Linked DNA regions of Mus musculus: region 2 is linked to region 1. The links are chromatin loops, found by intact Hi-C in ENCODE. Cell type or tissue: left cerebral cortex. All regions are shown on one strand. Each heading gives the region's core, and the rest is flanking DNA. Links, peaks and the distances in the headings are about the cores only.

Region 1 (11,735 bases), core at 1,267-9,266:
TAATAACTAGCTGATTTGAATAATCAAAATTATTTAAATTACAAAGACTAAAGGATAAATTTTAATTCTGTATAATTCCTGCTTTCTGGACTTACAAAATATTTTTGATGCTCTGTAACTATCCAGAATTAGTATCCTTTTGCAACTACATTTGACACTCACAACATGGAGTACTGGTGAGGCTCTCACTCGGACTCTAGGACAGTCTCAAATCAAATCATGGCTCTGCTGCAAACTAGATGTGATTTGTACTTAACTCTTCTAACATCTCCTGTCCTTACCAGTAAATAAGAATAATATAAAAGACTGTTGGACAGAGTAAGTTAATTTTCTAAGATCTTGTGATAGTTATTTGTACAAAGACTATGAACTCTTAGTCTATATCAAGTATCAATTTAAAATTATCTGACTTGTGTAATTAATAGAAAATATCTGTTTTTTTCCTTCAGTGCAAGGAGTTAAACTCAGGGCCTTACATGTGTTTTACACTAACTTCTCCATAGTTTCTTAAAACTCACACTAACTTCTTTATAGTTTTTTAAAATCTCTGTGTGTGTGTGTGTGTGTCTGTGTGTGTGTGTGTGCGCGCGCGCGCGCACGCACATGCGCGCGCGCGCGTTCCACACACGTTACCACAGCACAAGAATGGAGCTCAGAGGACAACTTGCAGGAGTTGGTGTTCTCCTTGCATCACATGTATCCCTGGGATCACTGTCAGAATCAGCAGTAAGTACCTCTACCCAATGAGTCATCCTGCCAGCCTTCCCTAATTTTTGTAAGCCATAAGATGTTTTGTATAGTTAGTCTTTGCTCAATTTTATTGGTTTGCAGTAAGCTTGTATACTTTTTCTTTTTCCAACTACATAAACAATTAGAAAAGTAAAACTACTGGGCATGCTAGTGCATACATTTAATCCCAGAACTCTGAATTTGAGGACAGCTTACATAGTCTTCTTAATATCCTAACCTACTGTTTTCAAATCAAAAGAATGAAAAACTTCCTTACAGGTTGTAGAAGCTATTAGCAAGGAAGCCAAGTTAGAAAAACAAAAATATTGGGACTACAAGTCAAAAAACATTTCTAATCACAACTCAAACCGTTAATTACCTCACATGGTGATCTCAATTACAATATTTAAAGTTTTTTCAAAACATGTCTTAGTATAGAGTACAAATAGAAATGTTGGTTAAAGTATGAATGAATGAATAAATGATCAACCTTAGGCAGTTTCCTCTTCTATAAAATTGAGAAAATATTCACTAGATCTGATAAGCAAGTGACATGTATATACTAAGAATAAAGACCTGCTTTGAAATCTGTCACTCCATGTTCTTCAGCAAATATCTCAACCTATGAATCACAAACTCCTCATTATAAACAATTTTCATGGGGCTTTGGGTAAAACAAGTGAAGAAATGCATAAAAAAAGCACAGTACCTGGAAAAAGAATAAGTAGTCTAATAAATGTTTTCTCCTTCAATACACAGAATTATGAACATACAATGAAAAAAGTTATATGAAGATAACACTGAATAACACTATTAATTCAATGGAGATATCTGAATTGTGAATATTTGCATTTAGGTACTTTTTCCTATTTGGATATTTGAAAAGTGAAGCACTTGGAGACATGCTGGTTTTTAAACTTCCTTGAATTATATGATCACCTGCGATTCCAAACCTACAATTGATTTAAAAGCATGTGAACTATCCTAAGTTCTCTAACATTTTTATAAATCTACATCTCCTACTTTTGACAAACCAGTGTCTCTTCCTTTGCCTGTTTTGGGGGTTATACTGGAAATTATAAGACTTCACTAACACTAGACAAGTAAGCTAGCTACTACTAAGCTACACCCTGAATACTATTTTTTTTTTAAGATTTGTTATTGTAAATAAGTACATTGTAGCTGTCTTCAGACACACCAGAAGAGGGCATCAGATCCTATTACAGATGGTTGTTGAGTCACCATGTGGTTGCTGGGAATTGAACTCAGGACCTCTGGAAAAGCAGTCAGATGGCTGAGCCATCTCTCCAGCCGCCCCGCCCCCTTTTTTTTTAAACAACAACATACTTCCAGGGGGCTGGAGAGATGGTTTAGCGGTTAAAAGCGCTGACTACTCTTCCAGAGGTCCTGAGTTCAATTCACAACAACGTCGTGGTGGCTCACAACCATCTGGAATAGGATCTGATGCCCTCTTCTGGTGTGTCTGAAGAGAGCAACAGTGTACTCATATAGATTAAAAAAAATAAATCTTAAAAAAAAAAAAAACAAAGAACATATTTCTAACTACAAATGACACCAATTTCTTAACATTATTGCAGTAATTAAAATACATGCAGTTTAATCTGGAAAGAAACACATCTCAATTTTTACATCCAAATATTCACTTTTTGTTTGTGAGCTTTAGTGGTTTGTTTGTTTGTTTGTTTGTTTGTTTCTAAAATTAGATTTCACTATGCCTCCACGGCTGGCTCAAACCCACGGAAATCTACCTGCCTCTGCCTCCAGGCACTGGGATTAAATCGTGTACCATCATAAAAAGCTAAAACTTGTGCTAAACAACACTTATGAGCATCAGCATTTGCAGGTTAAGTCTTGAATGTCTTGTTTCTCTGAAACCAAATCTTTTCATAGTCAGAAAATTCAGTTGTTTTCTATCCATGGATCCTGATTATAAAGAACACAATCTAGGGGCTGGAGAGATGACTCAGTGGTTAAGAGGACTGACTGCTCTTCCGAAGGTCCTGAGTTCAAATCCCAGCAACCACATGGTGGCTCACAACCATCTGTAATGAAATCGGACTCCCTCTTCTCTCTTCTGGTGTGTCTGAAGACAGCTACAATGAACTTACATATAATAATAAATAAATCTTTAAAAAAAAAACAACAACACAATCTAGCTGAGTGGTGGTGACTCACCACTTTAATCTCAGCACTCAGGAGGCAGAGGCAGTCTGATCACTGTGAGGGTTACAGATCCAGTTCCAAGACAGCCAAAGCTACACAGAGAAACCATGTCTCAAAATGCTCCCCCTCCCCAAAAGAACACAAGATAATAAGCATTTATGTATGTCAAGGTTAATTTTGAGCTTAAAAAAACGTTCTCTATTTTTACAAAAATGTACACTCTATAAGAACAAATAAAAAAATCACCTTTAAACCAGGCAGTGGTGGCGCATGCCTTTAATCCCAGCACTCGGGAGGCAGAGGCAGGAGGATTTCTGAGTTCCAGGACAGCCTGGTCTACAAAGTGAGTTCCAGGACAGCCAGGGCTACAGAGAAACCCCGTCTCGGAAAAACAAAAACAAATCACCTCCAAGTGCTGCCTTATAAAAGTATTTACAATTACAGTCATAAAATTTCATTTTAAAGCTTAAATTTAACATGCAAAGCACTATTCTTAAATTAACCAAAATCAGATGTAATTCTAGGTAAGTTACAGTTTATAAATTTGAAGTAAGTTTATTATATATGTGTCAATACCTTATTGACTGTACTAACATCTTGGCCAAAGCTAACGAAGACTTTCTTTCTATGGTTAGATGTTCACCATACTTAAAACATGAACATGTCACTCACTTTCACTTCCACTTTTAGACTCTTTTAAGGAAGCTTTACTTTTTTTTTTTAACCATTTTCTACACTAGCCAAATAAAACTATGCAAAGAAAAGAGCACAGTATCTAAGAGGTTAAGGTAACTTCCTTTTGTTTATAATATTTTTAAAATGAGAAACAGCTTAAACTTCTCTTCCCAACATTGATGGTGTTTAAGCCCTCCGTATAATTTGTTTATAAAGGCACCATAAAGCACACTGTATGCTCGTGAGCTATCTTAAGAAAAGCCAAATCAAACAATATTTCATAGTTTTACAAGTTGTGGCTAATCTGTAGTAGGATGTAAGTGTACACCATATTTCTGAGGGGATACACATGGGCTCTGAGTAAAGAAAATGTTAAGTGCATACACACGCAGTCGACATTTAAAACTTGCCACAATTCAACATTTGGGAATGGCATTTTCCCTAAATAATCAAATCCACTTGGGATTATCTTATTTTATTCCTTTCAAAACAGAGTATGTTGTTTCACCAAGTGCTTCAAACACATTCCTGCTCCAAGGTACGCTCTGGAGGGGGGAGGGGATACATCTATAGATATAAAAGGTTATATGACCTCCGCGAGCTAATTATTAAATTCATTCCAACAAATCACAATTCAAATTGCATTTCTGGACACTAAGATTACAAAAGATCGCAGAACGTCAAATGTTTAAGGAATTACTTTTGTATCGAAATGAAGAAACATGGTATACTAAAACTAAAATCTCACGCAAGGTACAAGATTCGTCTGCTTTAAAGTTTGATAATCTTCTTTTTTAAAATGTTTAACCAACGTTAAGATAACAGTAATTAATCCCATTCAGGTACTGACTAGAAATCCCGCTGCTTCTTTGAGGTCTAACCACCTCATTCTTTTGTAATCCTGATATCAAAAGGATCAGAAACCACTTGCGAAGGCGTGCGACACACTGGGGAAGTGCTGTCTGTTTACAAATACGAATCTCACAGTTACCCACGTCAAAAGCGCGCAGTACCAGCACCTCTCGACTGGGGGGCGGGGGACAGAGACGGCGGGTGAGCAGGAAACGAAATCCACACAAACCTACCTCTGCTCCCTCCCGACAAGGACAAGCCCGGGGGATGGCGGGGAGGACACGCTGTGTGTGTGTGTGTTTACAAGTGTATATATACATACACATACACAGGGTGAAAGAAAGGCACACAATACAGACAAACACGCACTGGATCTAAGCGAAGGCTAGACCAATCCCGTTAACTCAGATACTCCTACCCCGTCTACAACAGGTTTCGGTGGCCGGACGGGCGCCCCAGCTTTCCCTAAGGTCGGCCCCCCAAAGCCCTCCTCAGGCCGCCCAGGCCGCCTTCTCGACTTCCCTCCTTCCCTCGGCTTTCCCCTGGGACACCAGAAGCCAGTTCCAGCCCAGGAGGAAGTGCCAGGCCCCGAGGGGGCGGCGGAGACGCGCTCCGGCGGCGCGGACACCTGCGAGGCGCCGCACCTGAAGGGGACAAGCTGGGGGCCCCCGGGCTCAGCGGCCGAGCACACCCCCTCGGCAGCCCGCGCAGCGCGGCGGCCCGCAGCCCCGTACCTGAGAAGCCCGCGAGCTACAGGCGCGCGCGACGCCTCCTCATCTCAGAGGCTCCGGCTCCCCCTCCGCCTCCCGCCGCCGCTGCCGCCCCCGTCGCCGTCGCCGCCGCCGCCGTCGCCGCCGCCGATGGAGGCCAGGACACGACGAGCTCAGGACTCCACCGCCATGTCCGCCGCGCCGCGAACTGCATTGTGGGGGGGAAGGGACGGGGAGGGGGAGGAGGAGGGAGCGAGAGAAAGAGGAGGACCCGCTGAGGGGAGGGGGCTGAGGGAGAGTGGCGCCCGGCCGAGGGGGGAGGGGAGTCGGAGGCTCTCCCCAGCCTGGGATCCCGATTGGGATGGGAGGAGATAGCCTCGGAGGCGGGGAGCAGAGCCTCCCAGAGCTGGGTTCAGGGGCTCCCTCTTCTTTAATTCTGGGGATCCCCCCCAAGCACCCGTCAAACCTCGGCGGAGGAGGGGGTAGACCGGGGGGCGTGGGGGGAGGGGCTTCGTTCCGGGGCTCGTGGCGGTCGCCCGGAAACAATGAGGAGGGGATGGAGGTGGGAGGACGGCGCGCACACACCCGCGCTGAGGAGGGAGAGCGGGCGAGCGCGCGCGGGCTCCGATCGGCGCCCGAGCTGGGGGCGGGCGGGCCCCCGAGGGAGAGAGGAAGGGAGGGAGGGAGGGAAAGGGTCGGAGCTACCCGCGGCTCGCTGGCTGGAGCGGGCCTGCAGGGAGAGAGAAAGAGAGAGAGAGGGTCCTGCGGTCCAGCACGCCGACGCCGGGAAGCGGCGCGAGGACGCCGGCGAGCTTAGGGTCGCGTGCACCGTCGCGCTTCTCACGTCAGGCTCCCTGGCTGCGGGCGCCTTGCCTGAGGCCCCCGGGCGGGAAAGGGGGCAGGTTGCCTAGCTGTGCCCCAGGGAGAGGCCGTAGATGTGCAGGCTCGGGCTTGTCACTGTCCGACAGCCCACGCATTTCTTGAATCCTCCGCGACCATTCCTGACTTCTGAGCACTGTCGAGCAGCTAGCAGGAGGGAGCCCCCCACCCCTTCACCCTTGCATCCAGTCCAGTTTTGCATCACCTCAGGACTAACAAAGCAGAGAAATCTTGAGAAATAGTTCGAAAACCATTTCTTTAGTTTCAGGTGGGCATAGAAACAACTACCAAGAACGGCTTCCCTCCTTCCTCCTTTTTTTTTTTTAAATGTGTTAGCTTCCTCTCATTTAAATTTACACTCATGGAAGACTAGAAGGCTTTGTTAGTTTATTTTAATGACACCCCCCCCCCCCGCCCTCAAGCCTCGAGATTATTATTTGACCAGTCTCCTACTTCACTCAGAGCTGGTCAAATCACACAACTGCAGTCCTTGAGGTGGATATTTACTAGGCAGAAAAAGTGTATGGCACTAAACGTGGGGTTTTATAAAGGGAAGCAGCTGAATCTTAAATATTTACAAGGTAATGACAAATTTTCTTGTGACTCACAGACCAGAGCTGCTAAGAGGCTACAGAGAGGCAATTGTCTCTGCAGAGTTCATCGACTTCCTGCTACATCCCAGAACTAAACACCTCTCACATGATATGTCCGTCAGAATCCCCAAAGCTGAACAAGCTTAGTGAGAAGGGACCAAGCATTGCCAACTTACTTCTAGGCATCGAGCTGAGGAGGCTTCATACACTTAACCACCTAATCTTCATAATGATCTTGTGACAATAGATACTATGGCTTCCATTTGCAGAGGAGAAAATATGCTCTGACAATCCCCTTCCCCCTGTCTCTGACTCCAGCAGACCCAGGAGCTGTGGATAGAGGGTAGCCAGTCAACCCTTCCAGCTTGGGGCGATTATCAAACTAATAAAAAATCCAGAGTTGCCTCATCTGAAACATTTTTAAATGTGTCCAAACTTCAGAGAGATAAGGTAAAGAACAGAAGAGGAAATGAAAGTGAAAACCGAATGTTAGGTGTGGTAGATTACAGCTGTAATATCAGCATTCTGGAAGCTGGGGCAGGATGATCACCAGGTCAAAGCCAGACTCTGTAGCCCAGGCTGGCCTCGAACTCAGAAAGCCGCCTGTCTTTGCCTTGATCTCTTTAAAAATAAAAAATAGACTTATAGCTTCCACAATAACATGTTCATTTTTTTGTTTTGGCTTTTTTGTTTCTTTTCCTTCTTTCTTTCTTTGTGGTGTTTGGGGGAGATTGGAAGAGCAGAGGACAGATATGAAGGAATGGGGAGAAGAGTGGGGTGGGGGCATATGATGTGAAATTCACAAAGAATTAATAAAATGTTTAAATAAATAAACGACTTGTATGGTGGAGTGGTGGAGTACACCATTAATCCCAGCAGGGGATAGGAAGGCGGGAGTAGGTGGATCTTTTGAATTTTTGGCCAATATGAAAAGGAGTTACAAAGCAGCCAGGGCTACCAAGTAAGACCTTGTCTCAAAAAACCAGGATTTGGGCAGATAGCAGCTCAATGTAACAGTACTTGCCTAGCATGTAAAGGGCTCCGAGTCTGATCCTCAGTGCTGGAAAGAGAATAATGAAAACGTAAAGCTGATAGACACACTTAAAAGGATTACCAACACGCTCCTCACTGATATTAATGTCATTGGACCAAATTCAACTGAACTCCTGATTACTTAGTATAAGCAAATCATAGTTCAGTGCCTAGACAAACTACACAGACTGCTGTTCAGAAATCTCACTGTTGAGCAAGGAAGGTAGTTTTATTAACCTGTAGTCAATAGAGCATATGACTATACAGAGAAACCCTGTCTCAAAAAAAAAAAAAAATAGAGCATATTAACAAAGAGTTAGGCAAATACACTAGAGAATGTGATAAATTCTATGTGGGCGAGCCTCCATCAGAAGAGATAGACCCTAGACCTTCAAGGATTACCTGTTTTGTGCCAAACACATGTTTATGATTCAGCAGACAACATTTAGTCTACAGTATGAAAATATTGAGTCTACAAGAAAGCTTCAGCCAGATGAGAAAGTCCTGTGTCTCCAGATAACTCCCTTTTCCTATTTTTCAAGATCCAACTCTTATTTAGTTGTTGTTATTGCTTAAGACGGGCTCTCTGGTAGCTCAAGCTGGCCTCCAGCTAGCCATGTAGCTGAGGATGACCTTGAACTCCAAGTCTTAGGATCACAGGTATGTACTGCCGTACCCCTTTATTCTTGTGTCCTTTACTAAATCTGATCACACAAACATCACACTCTCTCCAATCTCTGGATCCCAATTATTTTACCTGTCGGTCACCAATAGATTATAATCTTAAGCACAAATACTTATATTTGTATTGCACTGCCTCCATATTTGCTGAGTTGAATGCTTGGGCTGCCATACTCCTATTTATCATTACAACTAGATAATTCTGGTATTCTGACAGGAAGAATGAGGAAATACAGGGTTTAACCAATGCCAGCATTCATTAAATATATCAAAGACAGAACCTGAATGCCAGGTCTATGTTCTTTGCTTTGAACTACAGAGTACTGAAAAAATTACAAATCCCAGGCTGCTCTGTGAAAATACTCAGAGAACCTGTAATACTTTCAGGAACAGTCCCATGGTTGTAGTTAAGGCCTTAAATTTAGACTTCCCATCTAGATGTCCCAGGAACTCTGCTTCATCCTAAAAGGTGAAATTTTCTTCCAGCTAAAGTTTGATTCTGTCTACAAAATGAGAAGTAGAATTATCTAGTGAACCGATACTTTTATCTGTTATCTTCTTAGATAATGGGGCTATGTTATTCAGCTTCTATTAATAAAATGACATACCAGAAGTAGCTTACTTATGTAGAAAGGAGGTTTAGGGTTTGGAGTGTAGTTCAATATCAGACTGCTTGCCCAGTATGCTCAAAGTCCCGGTGTTTACTCTCTATCTCTGGGGGAAGGGGGTTACTTGGCTCACAATTTTGAGGTTCAAAGTTCAAGATCTGATGATGGTTTAGGCCTCTGTTGAGGTGAGACATAGTGTCACATGGTGGCAGAAAATTATGTAAGAGAACAGGCTTTCCTAGCTCCATCCAGAAATAGGACTAGGCTCGGGCATTTCTAACAGCCCTAGCAGAAAACCACTTCCTTTAATGCTACTGATCTTTCACTAGGCCCAACCTCCTTTTTCAAATTAAATTGTTGGGGGACAAAGGCAGGGACTGCTCAGTCTGCCTGTGTGCCTGCTTACATACAGAGGCCAGACAAGGGCACTGGGAGTCTTCCTCAATCTCCTACCCTATTTTTTGAGATGGGGTCTCTCACTGAACCTGGCTGGCCAGTGAGCTCCCAGGATCTCTCTTTTGCTCTCTCTACTCCTTAATTGTAGAATCACTTAAGGCCTTGCCTGACTTGCAAATGGCTCTTGGAGATTTGAACTCTGTCCCCTTACTTTCACAGGAAGCACTCTTACCTGTGAGGCATCTTTCAAACCCACCCTCTCCTCCCCAAAGGTTCCATCTGGTATCACACTGCCTTACCGGGAGCAAAGCATCTAAATTTGTGAACCACTGAAGGACAACCAAATCCTACCCAGAACGAAAACTTATTAAAATAAAATAAACCCTATCAGTGAATATAAGGTCAATTTGGTGAGAATCAGAGCAAGAAAGATAAACCTAAAAGATAAGTCTATCCAAACAAAGACCTGCTGGTTGATCCTAAAGACCCATGTATGTGGTGAGAGGAGAGAGCCTCTGACCCTCACACATGCACTGTGACACTCATGTGCCACACACACACACATTAAAAAAAAAATCTTTTAAGAATGCATCACACCAATACAGTGGTCCTAACTATGTCTTCTTCTGTTTTGTAATCCCAGCACACAATTCTGAAATGTAAGAAGTTCCCAAAACTTGTTGACCTGTTCGTTATCTATAATCAAGAAAATATCTTCAAAGTTTAAAATTTGTTTAGTTTTACTAAGACCATAATGAAACCAAAGTTCAGGGCAGGGGTGTGTGTGCATAACTCAGCGATAGATGACTTTGCCTCACATGCTCAAGGCCCTGGGTTAGACCTTCATTATCAAGGGTGGGGGTGGGGTCCTGAGGTCTGTCTGCTCACCCAGAAGACAGTGTAAAGGACTATTTGTCTGTGGCTCTTTGCATTCCTAAAATTAAACAAGATAGAGGATATAAAACAACTAAACTTTTTTCTTTAATCCTCTTCTCAAACTTGAGGGTCTCACCTGCCTCAGTTTGGATTTCATACGCCCTTGTCAGGGCACATATGTACACTTACATTGATTCATCAGAGTCTGTCCAGAGGACTCTCGATTTGGAACTTTAAAAACAGGAAACAGAAAGTAACACTACGCCCTTTCACTTACTTAAAGTATTAGAAAGTCTTTTTTTTTTTTTCCCCAAAATGACATTTTTTTTTTTCCTCAAAAATAAGTGGCCTTCTAGATGGCTTAACCAGTACAGGTGCCTGCTGCCAGCATCTGACTGAGTTTGATTCTTGAACACACAATAGAAGGAGAAAACAGACTCTTTGACCTCTACCCTCACTGTGGCACACCCACCCCGTGCTACATACCACAAACACACACACACACACACACAGAAACCCATAAGGAAAAAAAGATGATTTTTAAAAGACATTAGTATTATGGTTCTATGGAGCTAATCTAGTACCACATCTTAGGGACTAAAATAAAAATAATTTTCTTTAGGGGCTTGAGAGACAACTCAACAGTTAAGAGCATGGTTGTTCTCCCAGAGGACCCAAGTTTGATTCCCTACGTTCATATGGTGGCTCCCAATCATCTGTAACTCCAGCTCCAAGAGATCCGACTCCTTCTCCTGACCTCTGAGGGCAGCAAGCACGTATACACTGAACATAAATACAAGCAGGCAAAACACTCACTGATAAAATAAAACATAAATCTTTGTAAAATATATTTTGTTTTGTTTTTTATTTTGGCTTTTTTTGGGTTTTTTTGGGGGGGGTTGTTTTTTGGTTTTTTTTTGGGGGGGGGGTTCCGAGACAAGGTTTCTCTGTATAGCCCTGGCTGTCCAGGAGCTCACTTTGTAGACCAGGCTGGCCTCGAATTCAGAAATCCGCCTCAATTGAGACCCTGTCTCAATAAAAAATCAAAGAAAGAAAGGAAGGAAGAAAAGGAAGGAAGAAAAGGAAGGAAGGAAGGAGAGAGAGAGAGAAAGATTAATTGATTGATTGATTGATTTTTTTTAAGAGCCTTTCTTTATCCTAAATTTATAGGTCAGTTTTGGGGAAAAAAAATCTATAAACCTGGGAGATAATCAAATCAAAACTAATTTTTGTACAACAAAACTTTAATTTTATAATTTTACATTTTACGGTGCCTGGTAGTCAAAGTGCAGATCTTTAATCACAGCACTCAGCAGGCAGAGGCAGATGGGTGTCCATGGATTTGATATCAATTAGATCTACATAGAGAGTCCAAGCCAGCCAATGATACACAGTGAGATACTGTCTCAAAAGCAAAACAACACAATAACAACTTACAGGTGGCTATTACACTTCTATTTGAATATTTGCACATTTAACAGAGGATGTATTCCTTCCTAAATCTACCTGTTCTCAATGAC
Region 2 (11,735 bases), core at 1,665-9,664, 100 kb after region 1:
GTGGTGGCTTACAACCATCTGTGAATACAGTTCCAGGGAATCTGACCCCCTTCTCGGGAATTAGATACACATGAGGGGTACAAACATGTAGGCAAACACTCATGCACATAAATACAAAGAATGTAAGACTAAAAACAAAGATTTTAGTCCATTTCTAGCCCCACCAACACACATTCAAATCTTTTGCTCTGAGTTCTGAGAACAAAGAAATAAAATCATTTTAATTTCTGTTCTTGATAGACTTCTCAACCTATTGGGAAAGACTGGTAAATTAACTAGACGGTGACGAAGAGCGAGATGATTCCTTCCTTCTCAAGTTTAGGGCAAGATCAGCGCGTGGTGAGGCGAGGGCTCCATTTTCAAGTGTCTTTCTCTTCGGAAAAGGAGCTCCCTTTGTGCAAACCATCTTCCCCGCCTCACTCCGGGTTCCTTCCACCCCACCTCTCTCCCGGTGCGTTTCCATGGAGACCGCAAGCCCCTCGAAGCTTCCTGTGTTTCCGCTCCCCTCCCCCCACGCCATCTCTCTTAGTTGCAGATTCCCTCTAGGGTTGATAATATCCAGAACATTCCCCAGGCAGGAATTATTATTCGCATACGGTATCAGTGAAAGCTGAGACCCAGACGTTAAGCGATTTGCTCCTGGCTCCGCCTGCCGCCAAGCTCGGACACCCTCCGCCATGCACACTCGGCCTTCTGCGTGCAGCAGGCTGGGCCTCCTCTCCACCTAGACTTATTTCTTTTTTTCCCCCTTTCCTATCTTTGTTAGCTCAAATTTTTTTTCTTATAAGAAAATCAGAATATGTTCTGACTAAAACGACAAATGACATGAAGCTCAATCCTTACATTAGTGACTTTAAATCTATTCTTGGACTCGTTGTTTCAAGTCCTTTGTGAACTGAAATAGTGCTGGATGATAAAGACCTGCCAAAAAGCCATCTCCGAATGCACCAGCTCCCAGTATGCGCAGGCAACAATGATAATCTTATGTTTGAGTCTTGCAGTATGCCAGAGTGCATTAAGAAAAACCATTTATGACCAGGCCAAATTTACCCAACACATAGAGAGAATTTAGATACAAGGTACCAAGTAGTTAGAACTGTAACTCTAGAAGACAAGAATATCAAAACCTTGACATAAGGAAAACAGCCTGTCCTGCAAGGCTGTTTCTCAATCCCTTAAACCTATTTTTGTCTCCTGCACATTAATCTGAAGTTGTCACACTTGTACGGTAACCATACAGATGTGAAAGGACTGTACAAATTTTGAGGTGCTTATCATATGTCATTCTTGTTAAATGAACATTAGGGGCTGGAGGATAGCTCAGATGTGGAGTGGTCACCTGGGTTCAGTTGCCAGCACCAACATGGTGGCTCACAAACACCTTCAGAGGATCTGAAGCAGCCTCCGAGCTCCTCGGGCTTCTGCACACACTTGGTATACATGCAAGCACTCAGGCACACACAGACATGCATGTAAACTAAAAATAAACAAACATCAGGGGTTTTTCCCCCTCCATCCCCCTCCCCCTTGTTACATTGATTTTGAAATAGTCTATTGCTAGCAAAGGTCCATTACTGAAAGTGTGCGAGTCTGGCATCCAGAGCCAGAGTTTAATTTCAGAGTCCAGGGTCTGACTTTCTTCTATCAGTCTGAGAAAACCAAGTCTGGAGGCCAGTACAGGGAGGGCACTAAGGTCAAAAGGGTGGGCCACTAGGGAGAAGCAGCTATGTGGCTGTCCACCACCTGGGCTCACCCATGGAGTGAGAAACTAGCTCATGTCCTCAGCTTGTCCCCCGCTGCCCAGCCAGCCTCCCTTCGGGGGCCCGCACTGTCTGTGCTATCCATATTCATGGCATATCTTCCTTCAATTAATTCCAATTAAGCTACTTTGTCAATGTTTCTGGAACTAAAACCTCCTTCACTTAGCCTGGGAGCAGAGGATCCTACCTGTCCCCTCCTCACCCCTACCTAACTCATTTGTCCCCTCCTCACCCCTACCTAAGTCATGAGCCCTAAGCATCTTTTCTTCTATTCTACACCCCAGGCCAGATCGCCGGCTGCAGGAGCATTTCTCTCTCTGCAGGTTCTGTCTGGTACTTGGAGTTCTGTCCCCATAGCCTTGTAGGAGGAGACTGCTGCACCCCAGGGGTTGAATAAACCAGCCTCTTGTGGATACCTCCCGGGGAGCTGTAAACAATGGCTGTTCAGATAGGCACCAAAGGAATGAGGCCAGCTCAGTGAACTAATGTTTGTTGGGCTTGCTTTGAGATGCCTGGGAGACCCCAACAAAATCACATCACATAAAGCTCTCACCCCAGCGTGGAGTCCCCTCCTTCAGTAAATTTCCCACACACTATATATTACTGCGCCTTGGGGGGCCCCATGCAGCTGGAGAAGAATTGCAAACAGGTGAGGCTGAGTGCCTGGAGGGGAGCAACTAGAATCTCAGGTGATGCTCTACTGACCTCCCCACCTCCCCCTTCTGTGAGAAAAACACCATCCAGCTGTATCCTAGGTGGGGAAATGGCTTCACATGACGCTTGGAGGACGACGTTCTGCAACAGCTACCCATGTGTTCTGATGGGACCACTTCACAAAATGAAAAGACAACAGCACATGTCCCTGTGAGTTCACATGCATGTGTGGACACCGCCAGCTCCAGCCTTGCACTACTCAGACATAAGGATCCCAGCCCACAGCGTTCACAGGGTTTCATCAAGCTAGCTTCTCATCTCTTCGGTCTAAGAGTGTGAAGGTTGGTTTTCATCTCAAATTGACACACATTAAAATCACTAGAGTAGCCAGGCGGTGGTGGTGCACGCCTTTAGTCCCAGCACTTGGGAGGCAGAGGCAGGCGGATTTCTGAGTTCAAGGCCAGCCTGGTCTACAGAGTGAGTTCCAGGATAGCCAGGACTACATAGAGAAACCCTGTCTCAAAAAACAAAAACAAAAACAAAAAAAAAAATCACTAGAGTAGAGGACCTCACCTGCAAAACCATCCTGATGGCTTTAATTGTCATGGGAAGACCCACCCCAAGTGTGGCATCTTGGATAAAAAGATCATGGCAAAGGGAAGACCGTACACCTTTTGCTCCACTGGCCTTCCCTCTTGCCGCCGGGTTGATTTACCCTGTTGCTTGTGATGATTCATTCGCTGAGGTTAGAACCAGTGATTCCCGTCAAGCTTGAGAGACCAGCGGCTTTCAAGGAATCTACCAGGTTCTCAGTGCCAAATTGAGACTACGGAGGAGCCCAGCCTCCTGGGTTGAGCAAAGACCAGCCTTTCAGGTATGAGAGAACTGTTCCTTCTGTTTATATAAATTCATACTCATCCTATCGCTTCAGTTTCCTGTCCCCTAGACTCAGGGTTGTTCTGAAAGTTATGATCAAACAGCTCAACTATACAGTGGCCAACAATAATGGATTGTGATAGAAAGGATATCTGATATCCAGCACTTGGGAGGCAGAGGAGTTCCAGGTCATCTTTGGCTACACATGGAGTTTGAGGCCAGCCTGGGCTACATAAAGATTTGTCTCAAAAACAGAAACAAGACAAAAGGGAAGGAGTGAAGGGAGGAAGACGTCTAAATAGAATGTACCACAGAGATGTCTCTCGTCAGCCCCGTGCTGGTCACTGCTGGCCGCTGCTGCATGGTGGGCTCTTGTCCACTGCAGACACCTGTTGTGACCTCTGACTGGCTTCCCCCTGCTGCTTCATTTTCACCATATTCAAACTTGACAAATCCAGGATCACACAGGGTCAGGGGATAGTCACCGATTCCTCTAAACAGGAAAAGAATTTGGATATGGGATGACCCAAGACCCTCTGTCCACCCTAGCAGTCAGTGACCTTGAACCAGATGATAGTCCATTTTATAGATAAAAAGACTTAGGCCCTGAATGATTTATTCGCTGTCACCCAGGCTCACAGAAGTGGAGGAGCCCCATAAGCTATGATATGGCTAAGAGCTGATTTTCACACACACACCCCAGCGAGAGCTCTTGCTAGGAGTATTTTGCTTGGAGAAGGTTTTCAAAGACCTGGGACTCTGGGGATGGCTTCTATCCCCTGGCCACAACCACATTTATGTTGATCCAAGGTGATTCCTCTGCAGTTCCCACCAGCACCAGCACCTCCTGTCTTGATGCTCACCGTGGTGCTTTCTGCTCACTGGAGCCTCAGTTTTGGAGTCCCGAGCCAGAATCCTACCCAGGGCTCTTGTTTCCAGGGTCCATTCTAGCGTCCAGACCCCTCAGAGCCTCAGACTGAGCAAAGCACGTGTCCAGTTGCAGAGCAGCAAAGCAGGAAGAGGCCTGGGCTGTGTTTGCAGCTGATCACCCTTGTCATTGGCAGGAAAGTGGAGTTCAGGAAGGAAGGAAGACCTGTGCTTCATCTCAGGGCGTCAAGGATGAGGGCCACACACAGGAGCTCACGTTTGAGTGCAATCCTCCTGCCTCGGTTCAAAACTGCTCACCTGGTCACCATGGGACTACGATGGACATCAGAGACGTGCATCGCCTATCCAGATGTTGGTATAGGAGCTGGCTAACGTGAGAGGACAGGGCAGCAGGGTGGCTAGAAAGGAACCCGCTGCACCTCCAGAAGACTCTGTTCTCTCACAATCAGGAAATGTCCGCACACGTTAAGAGTCAATTATCCTCTCCTGCTTGGAATTGATTGCCACGGACTTAAATTGGTGGGTTATTGGAATAGCTGGGGACAGAAACCTGGAGGTAATTAGACTCGGGTAGACCAAACACGCACAGCCCAAGGAACTGGACAGTCTGTGACTGTTAACACCTTGACCTGAGGCCCACACCTCAGCACCTGGAAACTTCCATGTGCTTTTGCCCTGTCCCCAACCCTTCCGGGGCAGGGGGTGTGTGAACTTTGGGGATTCTCACACCAGCTGGGATTCTCCTCTGGTCTTCCAGAAGCCTCACAGCTTCTGTGTCCTGACACTGGCCACACTGGCTGTTACAACTTGTGCATCTGTCTTCTCCAATCCAATCTTTTAACTCCCGGGCATGGACAGTAGGCTGCCTGGAAGAGGAGAGGAAGAAATGGAGAAGAGAACAAGAAGCCAGCCCCCATCTCATGTCCTCTCTTCACTCCCCTGAGATCCAGGCTCTGGAATATCAGGCTCCACCCTACCCAGCGCCAGGATTTGGCTTCAGACCAGTTTTCTCTGGTAATAAATCATTCATCGGCTCCAAATAACTCTTGCTAATGCCCTGCTTCTGACCAAACTCAAGGGTCCCGAGTTGCATAGACCCTATCCCCAACCACACGTGTTCCATATGCCTCTGCCAGCATTCGGAGAGGTTCCCCAAGAGCGTCAGAAGGTTAGCATGTACTCTGTGCAGGCACTGAAGTCACAGAAGTACACAAAGTCCACCAGGGCTTTGAATTAGCCAGACACCTGAAACACTTCCAAAGAGAATGGACAGAGTCAGAAAGTGATAGGTAAACAGGCAAGTGCCATTAGCAAGCAGTTCCAGCAGTAAGTTGATGCTGCCTCCCCTGTCCCCTTCCTCTTCTGAGTCACATATATCCCAAGCTAGTCTATTAGACTCACTATTAGACAGGCATGACCTTGAACTTGTGACCTTCCTTCCTCTAGCTCCCAGTGCTGGGACTACACTCATGTGCTACCATGTCACTTTTATTGGATGCTGGGGATTGAACCCAGGGCTCTGTGAATGCTTGGCCAGCACTCTGCTAACTGAGCTAGAGCCTCAGCTACACCAGTTGGTTCATGAAGGAGCCCTTAGAGGGTACTGAGTGAGGCCATGTTGGAGATTCACACTGAAGCCTTGAGATGTAACCAAGCCAGGAGAGTGCCAGGACACCTGGAAGGGATTTTTAGGGACTTAGCCACACTCCAGAACATGCTAACATTCTGACACACTAATGTTCCAGGGACCTTCTGCCCCACCCCCATTCCACGCCATCAGCCAGCACTACAACTAAAACATCTCCCCCTACCAGCATTTATTCTTTTCTTCATTCTTTAGATCAATAACTTTAAGGTTTTGGGGAATGTAAACCTCCTTGAAGAAAATGTTAAAAGTGATAAAGTACATGATTTCTTCTCCTTGGGGAAAAATTTACATGTAAATTTTATATATCATTTCAAATACTCAATGAGGATTCTTGGCAGAGTCCTTAGACTCTAAGTTAAGAGCTATTTAATTTTACCCTGTCTTGACCCAGAGGACATTTAAGATAAATCAAGATTGACAGGTCAAGAGGAGACTGGATAGAAACGAGGCACAAAATGGAGCCTGGACTGAGACTGGCACAGGCGCTGCGCCCTACAGCTAAGACTGTGTCATATATTTAGCTCTGAAGACTCTAGCAACCAAGGTAAAAAGGGAAACACGTCGCTTGCGCAGGTCACAGTGTCCCTGAGGTAAAAGCAAACCACTTGTTCCTCAGAAGAGGCACAGCCGGCCTCAGAGTGCCAGACCATTGAGATTCTTTCCTGAAAGACTCAAAGAATGACAGAGGACAGCTCTCAGCAGAGCCTCCCACAGACTCTGATGCTTTCCCTCCCTGCGGCAGAGCAGCCAGTGTCTCCTCTTTTGCCTGGAACTCTCTTAGTTTTAGTGTAGTCTGAGGCAAACTGAAAAGACTGGTTTCATTTTTTTAAAAATGTAACTTTATATTTATATACTTTAGGTGCATTGGTGTTTGACCTGCATGTATGTGTTGGATTTCTTGGAACTAGAATTATAGATAATTTTGAGCTGCCTTGTGGGTGCTGGGAATCGTACGTAACCTGGTCCTCTGGAAGAGCGGTCAGTGCCTTTTTTTTTTTTTTTAAGAGTTATTTATTTTATTTATATGAGTACACTGTAGCTGTCCTCAGACACACCAGAAGAGGGCATCAGATCCCATTACAGATGGTTGTGAGCCACCATGTGGTTGCTGGGATTTGAACTCAGGACCTCTAGAAGAGCAGTCAGTGCTCTGAACTGTTGAGCTATCTCTCCAGCCCTGACTGGTCTAATTTGGGGTTACAGTTCAGTTTGTGTATGGGCTGATGAGATGGCTTATCAGGTAAAGGCACTTGCCACCAAGCATGATGACTGAGTTTCATCTCCAGAACCCACATGGTGGGAGGAGAGAACTGAATCCTACAAGTTGTCCCTTGACCTCCAGGGACATGTTGAATGTAGCATTAAATGGTTTTTTGTTTGTTTTATTTTATGTGTATTGGTGTTTTGCCTGCATGTATGTCTGGGTGAGTGTGTTGAATCCCCTGGAACTGGAATTGTACACAGTTGTAAGCTGCTATGTGGGTGCTAGGAATTGAACCTGGGTCTTCTGGAAGAGCAGCCAATGCTCTTAACTGCTAAGCCATCTCTCTGGTCCTCACATGAAATGTTTCAGCTTTGTTTGTTTGTTTTGTAATATATATTTTTGTTTGTTTGTTTGTTTTGTTTCTGTTTTTTGAGACAGGGTTTCTCTGTATAGTCCTGGCTGTCCTGGAAGTCACTTTGTAGACAAGGCTGGCCTCGAACTCAGAAATCCTCCTACCTCTGCCTCCCAAGTGCTGGGACTAAAGGAATGTGCCACCATGCCCTGATGTTTTTTAATATTTTTATTTTATGTGTACAGACTTTTTTGTCTGTGTATACTGCTTGCATGTCTGATGCCCATGGAAGCCAAAAGAGGACTTTAAATAGCCTGGAATTGGGGTTATAGATGGTTGTGAGCTGCCATGTAAGTGTTGGGACTTGAACCCAGGTCCTCTGAGAGAGTGACCAGTTTCTTAACTGCTGAGCCATCTCTGCAGTACCACCACCCCCCATACACACACACACACACACACACACTTGCTTTTATAAGCCAGGAGTATAACCCCGTTGGAAGAGAATAAATTTAACACACTTAAGGTTCTCTATTTCATCCCCAGTAAGGGAAAGAGAGAGAAAGAGAGAGAGAGAGAGTGAGAGAGAACCACAACAAAACTACCTCATCTAAGATTAGTCTGCAAAGTTGTATAAAATTAAAATTATTCTTGGGAGTTTTTTTTTTTTTTTTTAAAGATTTATTTATTTATTATATGTAAGTACACTGTAGCTGTCTTCAGACACTCCAGAAGAGGGCGTCAGATCTTGTTACAGATGGTTGTGAGCCACCATGTGGTTGCTGGGATTTGAACTCTGGACCTTCGGAAGAGCAGTCGGGTGCTCTTACCCACTGAACCATCTCACCAGCCCCCTTGGGAGTTTTTTTGGTTTGGTTTTTTTTTTTTTTCCAGACAGGGTTTTTCTGTGTAACATCCCTGGCTGCTTTTGAACTTATTTTGTAGACCAGGCTGGCCTCAAATTCATAAATATCTGTCTGCCTCTGTCTCTGGGGTACTGGGATTAAAAACATGCTCCACCACACCCAGCTTTTTTTTTTTTTTTTTTTTTTTTTTTTTTTTGAGGCAGGCTTTCATGTAGCACAGGCTAGCCTCAGACACCTTAAACTCTTGATCCTTCTGCTCCTACCTCCCAAATGCTGGTATTACAGATATGCAGCACCACACATGGCTTAAAATCCTGTCTGTAAAGTCTCTTCGTTCTTCACCCCTGAAGGAAAACAGAGCAATGTCACTAAACATACACAGCCTTTTCCTCCCCTGCCCATGGAATAGGCTACAATTCCTTTAGTGTGAGAACTGATGAAAAGACTGACTTGCCCAAGGGCAGCACCACTACAATCATGCGCAGTGTGCAAGATGCTCACACATGGCCACTGGGACTCATGGAAGGGACAGTCAGCTTACCTCGCCTCTGACACTCTAACCCTGCTTGATGCTGAGTATACACTCTATATTTAGCATAAAATCTATTTTTCTATTTCTGTCTCTCTCTAGTCTTTTGATGTCAAATATAATTGAATTCTTTAAGCTGAACAAAAATTGTATCTATCGCCGGGCGTGGTGGTGCATGCCTTTAATCCCAGCACTGGGGAGGCAGAGGCAGGCAGATTTCTGATTTCAAGGCCAGCCTGGTCTACAAAGTGAGTTCCAGGATAGACAGAGCTATAGAGAAACCCTGTCTCGGGAAAAAAAAATGTACCTATCTCACAACATTGCTATAAAAATTTAAAAGGCTCAGTATTGTGGGCTGTGGCTGTTGTTGCCAATGGGTCACTTGGGCTGGGTTTGGTCCCTCAGCAGCAGCGGATGAAGAGTGATCTTCCAAGTGTATTAAACTCGGGTAATTTGTTTTGTGTCTTCAGATTTTTGGTTTACATTTTTGAAACGGGGTTTTATGTAGCCCAAGCTGGCCTTGAACTCCTGATCCTCTCCAATCCACCCCTCCAAGTGCTTGGCTTCGAGGCATATACCACTACATGTGTGCTGAGGATGAATTGCAGGGTGTCAGGCAGACTTATCAAGCGCTCTACCAACTGAGCTGCAGCCCCAGTCCATCTCCTGTATTTCCTGTGGTAATTTTGCATAGAAGCCCTGCTGGGAATTTGGCAAAAGACCCTGTCACAGAGACAGGCTGTAGGGGTTAGCCCTCAGTAGTTATAAAGGACCATGGAGGTTCCTAGGCACAATGGACAAACTTCAGAGTCTGGAGCAGAGTGAGGAACTCTGGAATCTCACATGAGCTACATTAAGTAGGAGAGTGGACAGGCCCTGTGGCCTTGCCTCTGTTACCACACTCTGCGAGTGACTCCAAACACACCCAGACATAGCCTCTCCTGAGTTCCTGGTGTTTAGACTGCACAGCCCCTTCCCATGTGGCTCGATGGTCTCTGGGGGCCGGCAGCCTTGGCTGGCTGGGATCTGTCTGGAGGACTGGCACACTGGGCTGTGTGCCAGGAAGGCGGCCACAAAACAATGAGACACAGAAAGTGAGAACATGACACCGTGGAATGCTGTGCAGATGTGAGGGGCCGAGACTAGCAGACCGAGGTGAGTTCAGAGGCCAGAGAGACTGAGCGTGGACTGTGCCTGCAGGGAGGGAGGGAGCAAATGGGATTGGTTCTGAAGGCTCAGAGAGGAATCTGTCTGATACTCATTTCCCAGAGGCTTAGAGAACATTGGTTAGACACCTACTGTGGTTGAAATTCTAGGATAATGGCCATGAAGTCTGACTTAACTTTTAGGACAGAACCTACTTCAGTGCTGTGAACGGCAAGCCACTTACCTCACCAAGACTCCGTTTACAGGGGGACTCTGTGCCGTTCCCATACTGTAGAGTTGTTCTAAGGATTAGATAAAATGACTAACACTGCTTGTTGTACTTCATTTATGTTGGTTCTACTAGCAAGTTTATATATATGTAAATTTTATCCTCACACAAATCCAGGGGAGGGGATATTTTCTTCCTTACCTTTGAGGTGATAAAATGGAAGGTCAGAGAGGCCAAATAACTTGCCCCAAGTCACACACATGGCTAACAAGTGGTGGAGATAGGACTTAACCTCCCGTGGAGACCATTGTGCAGCGGCAAGCTGCTATTGCATTCCTTTCCATGAGGTACAGTAACTTTCTCAACTTTCTCACACAGGAACTGCTCTGTCTCTATCAGCTGCCAACATCGCAGTCGCGTTTTGACAGCTTTATTGGGGGTCTAATTTGCATATTGTGATTACATTTTGGCTATTAGGGAGTCTTTCTGAGCCTAAGACCCCTCACATCACACATTTCTCCTCTGTGGTTTCCAGTTTGATCCCCAGAATTTGTCTTGCACCAGGCTTCTCCCTGGTAATCTCTACAATCTTGAAGAGATTTGCAGTAGCAACCAGACCTGCCTGGTGTGGCTGTGGCTAGCTTCCTTCCTGTCTGTTGGTGACTCAGTCATTAACCTAAATGATGGGCTCACAGAACTGACAAGCCTCTGACAGATCCCAGAACCACTGCAGGTCCGGAGCAGATGCCTTTCACTCCAGAGCCCAGCAGCTACAGAAACAAACTACATAATTTGCAGGGTCCAGTATATAATTGAAAACGCGGGGTGTCCTAGTGTAGTGTCTGTGGCTGTAATAAACACCATGACCAAAAGCAATTTGGGGGAGGAAAGGGTTTAGTTGATTTACACCTCCACATTGAGGGAAACCGGGGCAGGAGCTCAAGGCCTGAACCTGGAGGCTAGAGCGGAAGCAGACCCAGAGGTGAGGTTGTCTCTGGTTCCCCAGTGACAGAGGAGAAAGGTTCAGCTTTTTAGCTAGCTCATGTGAGTCCCTCACGCAAGATGTACCACCTGTGGCTCCGAGAGCTTAGCGTGCTTGGTAAATTTGCTTTGGGGACAGTGGGAATTGTACAGATACTGCCAGCCACTGGCATGTGCCATGTCTTCTATGAAGCTCTGAGGGCAGAGAGAGAAGGAAGCCTAAAGACCCTCTAGCCCAGTGGTTCTGAGCCTTTTAAAGCTGAAACCCTTTAACCGTTCCTCATGTCGTAATGACCCCAAGCCTAAAATTATTTTGTTACTACTTTATAACTATAATTTTGCTGTTACACATTGTAATGTAAATATCTGTGTTTTCTGATGGTGTTAGGCAACCCCTTTGAAAGGGTGGTTTGACTTCCAAAGGGGTCATGACCTACAGGTTGAGCACCGAAAAAGTCCAGCCCAAACCAAACATTGACCAGGAATTTTAATCCAAATTCCACCCTTTGCAGAGGTACAGGTCCTGAGTGGACCCTGCATCTTTTGTTCATTTCCTCCTGCCAAGTGCCTACTAGAAGCTAAGTCTAGACAGTGCAAAACAAAGG

What was found. Hi-C counts contacts between places; a loop is a spot of excess contacts. Peaks named below come from ENCODE experiments on the same cell type or tissue, not always from the same donor. Only the 100,000 strongest peaks of a DNase experiment are listed, where the experiment ranks them.
Region 2: it touches region 1 in a loop (2.1-fold over the local background); 12 of 42 quality-filtered maps call a loop at or near these places.

Annotation. Positions count from the first base shown.
Region 1 is chr4:108,453,640-108,465,374 of GRCm38, reverse strand. Tut4 (terminal uridylyl transferase 4) reads right to left here and starts at 5,965. Exons shown (of 31, transcript NM_175472.4): 1 at 5,736-5,965; 2 at 5,175-5,358. It overlaps Gm40223 (a long non-coding RNA gene), which reads right to left. Exons shown (of 3, transcript XR_868001.2): 3 at 11,208-11,242. In left cerebral cortex, for the core only: CTCF peaks have their summits at 1,921 (motif pointing right) and 4,604; DNase peaks (open chromatin) are centred at 4,655, 5,441 and 5,948; H3K4me3 peaks cover 2,984 bases; H3K27ac peaks cover 1,742 bases.
Region 2 is chr4:108,349,114-108,360,848 of GRCm38, reverse strand. It overlaps Gm46889 (a long non-coding RNA gene), which reads left to right and starts at 9,652. Exons shown (of 2, transcript XR_001784545.1): 1 at 9,652-9,929. In left cerebral cortex, for the core only: no CTCF peak of the experiment used is centred there; a DNase peak (open chromatin) is centred at 6,475.